Linked DNA regions of Mus musculus: region 2 is linked to region 1. Evidence: chromatin loops called from intact Hi-C (ENCODE). Cell type or tissue: left cerebral cortex. All regions are shown on one strand. Links, peaks and the distances in the headings refer to the core of each region. The heading gives the core; the rest is flanking DNA. Region 1 overlaps Pitpnm3 (PITPNM family member 3). Region 2 overlaps Pitpnm3 (PITPNM family member 3).

Region 1 (2,908 bases), core at 99-2,598:
GAATCCAATCACATGACAAGTGACAATCGCAGACACAGGAGAAACTCAGCCCAGGCCATGGCACCCAGTCTAGACCCAGGGCCATATCAAATAATTTGTAGGCATATCCAACCTGTGGCCTACAGACCACAAGAGGCCAATTGAGAGCAATGATTACGCTCTAACACTACATTGTAAGTGTGTTAGGAGATTTTTATTTTGTAACTCCACTGCATAGATCACAAGCACAGATCTCTAACTTTGTAAGTGACAATACCATGCCACCATGTTAGGGTTGGACATGCCTAGAGAATATTTTTGCAGCACACTCTGGATGCTGTACTGCATTTCATAACTGCAGGGGTTTCTGTGACCTATCACCTTCCCCCTGCAGAGGGACTTGGGAACCCTAAAGTTCAGGAGGAAGGGGGAGGGTGGGAGGAATGAGAGGACCAGAACTTTGGTCTCTGTGCCTGGCCTAGTTGGCCAAACCAATTGCTTTGGGACCGATGTGCTTTTGAAGACCTGCTGGTATCTTATAAATATGCCATTTAAATACCCCTTAATTACCTTATTTAGGAGATAATGAGTGATTAATAGCTTTGGCTATCTATTGTACTTTCATTTGCTCTGCCAATTAGGCTCCCAACAGTTCTGAATTCTTTGGAACAGTTTCCCCAAGGCCCAGATGTCCCCCCTATGTCCCGCCAGATTCTTGCTCCAGAAGGCAGAAGCTGTCTCCTCTAAGCCACGGGAAACCCTCCATAGCACTTGCCACTGTCCCACAGGTGGGAGGACATGGGACATCCCAGAGTGTTGAGACAGAAGATGGCATCCTCCCTAATCATCCCAGGACCCCTTTGTGTGGACTAGAGAGGAAGAATTTGACATCTATGCACCAAGCCAGCGGATAAGGAGGCTGGGGCAGAGCCAGAGACTCTGATGCTGCACATCCTCAGAGACCACCACCTCAGTGAGCTTTTGGTAAGGGCATCCATCAAAGGCTGCCCTCAGCATCAAGCAAATGGCAGGAGAGACCAGTTCTCTGCCACACCCCAGTAACGACCAATGTGACCTCACATGGGCACCCCATTCCACCTGCAACTCCCAGATTGTCAAAAATGAACCTCAAGGTGATCTCTGCCCTCAGGCCCCTCGATCTGGTGCCAAATCACGGTGCCAGGAACTGCCAGTGAGACAGGGAAGCCCTGACAGCAGGCTGGATAATGCTGCCATCCCTGTCCCAGATTATAATACACAAGAAAGAAACAAAACACCGCAAAGATAAACACATTCCCTACACCAGGCACTAACGGGAGGCTCAAAAATAGCTCTCTATGCTACCAGGAGTGACTCCAGAATTGTTTAGCTCGGACCAGGCTCATGAGGGAAAGCCACAGCAGAGACAAGGGGAGTTCTGATCCAGGAGGATGGCACTGGGGACCAATCTAAAAACAGTCCAGGAAAGGTCAAACGTGTAACCAACACAGGCATGAAGACAGATCCTAGAGCATGCTCAGAGCCTTCCAGCTGCCAGCCCACCTTAAGCTCCCGGTCACAAAGTCTGCAGACCTAAGTCTATCCCTGAGGAGGGCAGGAGGCCAGTGACGTACTCTGTAAATACCCAGAGCTGAACAAACACAGCGTCAGCAACAGCCGGCTCAGAGGAGGACTCTCGAGCCACCAGAACTCAGCGCCCCTCCCAGATGGGCCCAGTGAGTTTCTATTTTTGCTTTCAACCCTTGTTTGGCATCCCCAGCCAACAGACGGACTACTTCTCCTCCCTCCAGAATAATGGGTCACAGGGAGGTGGCACACCTCCTCACTGGCCCCGCCCACCCTGACACGCGACCTCGCTGAGGCCAGCTTGATACCAGGAGAGCCCCCTCAGCAGCCTCCCACAGCCAGCTACATGGGCTGATCTCTCATCCCCTGGAGCCTCGAATGCACCCATACTGCAACCCACTCCAGCCCCACCATGCCACCAAACACACCTCACCAGCCTCAAACTGAATCCTGATTGCCACACTGGCTCAAAGCCTGGTCCCATCTGGGTTATACTGCAGGAAGCAGGCCAACTGACTAGGTTCCCCTGCAGGGACCCAGCTCCCTTCCCCCCACCCCACCCCAGAGCCAAGACAAGCAGAAAGTCCCTGTCACCCTACCCACATGTGTACCCTAGTTGGGGGCTGTGACCACACAGCTGTGCAGGCCTCCACAGGCACACGTGGGACCTTGGAGGTGGCATTTACCTCCGGAGTGACTCACTAAGGCTCCCATTCCTTGGGAAAGGGGGTGCAATTTAGCATTTCTTTCTCTTTAGAAAACAAGAATTTTAAAAGAGAGCGAGTAGAGAGATTTGAGGGAGTGGGTGGGGAGCTCAGATCTCATTTGATTTCCAAACTTATTTGCTATGCATTCTCTCCTACCAGCCCCCACCCCACCCCTAATCTCTCCCTAGGGGCACAGGGCAGCTGGCCACACCCTTCCATGAGGCCCTAGTGACAAGCTAGTCTGAGACCCCCCCTAGAAGACTTAGGCTGTGAAAGTCCTTGATTCCCCCAGGGTTCCTTATTCCTCAACTCTCCCAAACCCCATCCACGTGAGGTGAGAGGCGAGGCCCTTTTCCAGAGCAGCAAAGATAGACAGACCCCAGGGAAAGGGTGGGTAGAGGAAAAAAAAAGCTCAGCTAGAGCTGCGTAGAACTTCCAGTCCCTCCTGAACCCACACTTTCCTTCCCCATTCCTTCTTACAGAAGCAAAAGCTAAGTCTCAGAGGGGGCAGTTCAAGGTCAACCTAGGCCAAGTTAGCCACAAATGGAGGAGTCCTACTTGCTAGTTCCAGTCTGCCTCCAACCACCAGTGAATCTAGAACCAGACACTCAACCTTTCTGGAGTTGAGTGTTCCCATCTATGAAATAGGAACAACA
Region 2 (2,908 bases), core at 285-2,784, 47 kb before region 1:
TGGAAGCACACATATGGGCAGAAGCACAGTTTTGCACTAACCCCATGGCTTTGTTCTCCTGCTCTGAACTGGGTCTTGAATGCCCCACCAGTTCCCACATATTGAAGGCTTGGTTCCCAAGCTGCAGTGCTGCTGGGGAATGGAGTCTGGTAAGAGGAAGGAGTGTGGCCTTCTAGTGTCTCTGGGCACTTCAGGCCCTTCCTGTCCCTCCTTTGCTCCCTGGCCAGCAGGAGGTGAACAGCTTTCTCCATGACATGGCCCCCACACTGTACCACCCAGGCTCCAAGCAATGGTGGAAGGACACCTCTGAAACTCGGAGCCAAAGTTACAGGCAGGGACTGATCTCCAAGAGCAGAATGCACAGAAGACCGAGGGAAGCAGAGAAAATAACAGGCCTTTTCCAGAGGCTCCTGGGCTCTCAAAAAACAGGGAGATTTCCTGTCCAGTGAAAGCCTGGCAACTATTGAAAACTGAAAATGAACTAGCTCTGGCTGGATTCCACTGAGTCTTTCTTTAAAAGTAATTGTATCAAGTTGTGTTTGTTTGGTTGTTTGGTTGGTTTTTATGGGATTTTGTTTGTAGTTTGTTTTGGATTTTTTTTTCCCAGTAAGTTGACTAACACAAGCTTTCTTCCTCACTCTAGCCCAGTCTTGCTGCCAGGCAGTCCCTGAAGGCTCCTCGGAAGCTTCAGTCATCATCCAGACTCCAGGTCACCTTCCCCTACAGGTGTCCCAGCTTCCAGCCTTGTGAAATAGCTTTCTAGGTAGGCAGAAGGGGTGGGGCAGGGGTCTGAGCCTCGTAGTCAACGCAAATCACCTAAATGGTGTAACTTTTTCTGCATGCTGGGACAGAGATTGATCTTCCCCTGGTCTCCACTTTTCTAGATTTTCTATCATTTCTTTAGTTAGCCCATATTTATTTTAGTCTCAAAGTATTTATGAATATGTACATTGGGTGAACACTATAAACGTGTGTTATTACATTTACAAGCTGGTAACAAGCTTAAATCTTGTATTTTGGTGTTAACACGTAACTCAGTCTCCCTTTCTGACTTCTATTCTGCTTGCTGGTCATCACCCAACTTGGGTCAGAGCTGAAAACACCCAAGCAAATTCAGTACAAGGCTATAAAGATCCCAAGCTTGGAGAATTATATGAATAAAACCAAGTCATGTGACCAGGTCGAAGTCACCTGTCTAAAACTTATGTAGGCCATGTAAACCAGCTCTAGTCACATAATGCAGGGCTGCAAAATGAGACTGTCCAAACCAGAATTACAGTTCCAAATGAGGACTTCAGGCCACATTGAGGACATACCTAGAGCCTGATAACTGTAGAAAGGGAAGGGTCCAGCCCAGAGAAAAGCAGACCCAAGTGGACCTGCAGATACACACTGCCCAAGGTGCAGAATCCACACTGAAGATCCATTCTGTAGATCCACGCTATAGAAGCCATGCTGGTTTGTATAGCAGATTTTCAACACAAATTAATGTGGCTGATGTACATGCAGACCCATGCCACAGATTCCCCATCACAGATCTCCTTACTCTATGGATACACCCTGCAGACCCATACCATAGGTCCATACCACAGCCACACTCCACAGATCCACAGTACAGATTACTCAGTAAATATGCACTACAGTTCCACACCACAGATTCACAGTGAAGATCCACCGCACAGATCTACACTGCAGATTCACGATGCAGATCCAGTTACAGATGCACGCTGAGCCATGTTTGAGCCAAGGGAGTCCAGGGCAGGACAACAGCATGTCATGGTGGATTGAGTACCTCAGGCTTGTGCCTACGGTGTTTACAGTTGTTCACAGTGGCCTGTGCTGGCCTGTAGGCAGGCAACTCTCCTCCACCCAGGTTATGCAAGCAAGTTATGCAATATCCACTTGGTAGGGATGCTGGGATGGAATTTTCACCCAGGGTTAGGAGGATCTAGAAACTGAGATTCCTCCTGTGTCTAACATTAACATTTGCCTTCTCAAAGTCAAGATCAAATTGCACCCACCTGACTTTGTTTAGCTAATGGTAGAGGTCTTTAGTAAACCAGTGGCTTTAAAGAGAAACAGACAAAAGCTTGACCTTGCCCCTTACTAGGGTCTGGGACCCAGAAAGACCCTCTTAAGAACATACTGTTGGTCACTCTAAATGAGCATGGGAATATCTTAGAGAGATAACTCAGCTAAGGAAACCCATGTCAGGGCCAGAAAGCCACCATCTTGAACCAAGGCTGGTAAGATGGCCAGAAGAGTATGACAACCCCAACCTGGTGTCCCCACTGAGCCCTCCGTATGAACACAGGTCCTTTCATCTGTGTCTCGAGTGCCCAGTCATCACCTTGTGTCTAGCACAATCTTCATGTTTTTTCTGAACGCCTCACAGAGACAACCGAGACTCAGAAGGGTTAAGGGACCCTTTCTCCAGATGGAAATGGAAGGCTTGAATGTAGACTGTCCCCCATTGGCTTGTGTTTGTCTCCAGCTGGTGGTATTGTTTTGGGGAGGTTATTGACCTGGAGTGTAGGTGGCCGATATCAACCTCTAAGGTCAAGGCCTTCCTGGCCAGGCCTTCTACTACATTAACTGAAACTGAGTCAAACAACAACAACAACAACAAAGCCATTTTCTCCTGTAAGTTCCTGACAGATATTTGTACCGGTAATGAGGAAAGGTAACTGATACACACAAGGATTTGAACCCAGGCCGCAGGTCAGGCCTGGAATCGTTCCATCTAAAATGAGGAAGTGACTAGAAAGGAATGATCTCTTCAGTTTTCAAATGCCTCCAACTCCACGGTCCTGTCCTCTCACAAAGAAACAGGCTGTGAGGGAAGGCAGGCAGACCCTGTCATTGGGTACAGGAGCTTGCTGGGACAATAGGGTCTGACTAGTCCCAG

What was found. Peaks named below come from ENCODE experiments on the same cell type or tissue, not always from the same donor. Only the 100,000 strongest peaks of a DNase experiment are listed, where the experiment ranks them.
Region 2: it touches region 1 in a loop (1.9-fold over the local background); 10 of 42 quality-filtered maps call a loop at or near these places.

What each region holds. Positions count from the first base shown.
Region 1 is chr11:72,128,545-72,131,452 of GRCm38, forward strand. The region is part of intron 1 of Pitpnm3 (PITPNM family member 3); the gene reads right to left. Among named protein-coding and RNA genes, the nearest start is that of Pitpnm3, 5.9 kb to the right of the region's middle. In left cerebral cortex, for the core only: no CTCF peak of the experiment used is centred there; DNase peaks (open chromatin) are centred at 1,202, 1,708 and 2,108; H3K4me3 peaks cover 778 bases; H3K27ac peaks cover 1,711 bases.
Region 2 is chr11:72,080,950-72,083,857 of GRCm38, forward strand. The region is part of intron 4 of Pitpnm3 (PITPNM family member 3); the gene reads right to left. Among named protein-coding and RNA genes, the nearest start is that of Gm46286, 31 kb to the left of the region's middle. In left cerebral cortex, for the core only: no CTCF peak of the experiment used is centred there; a DNase peak (open chromatin) is centred at 1,819.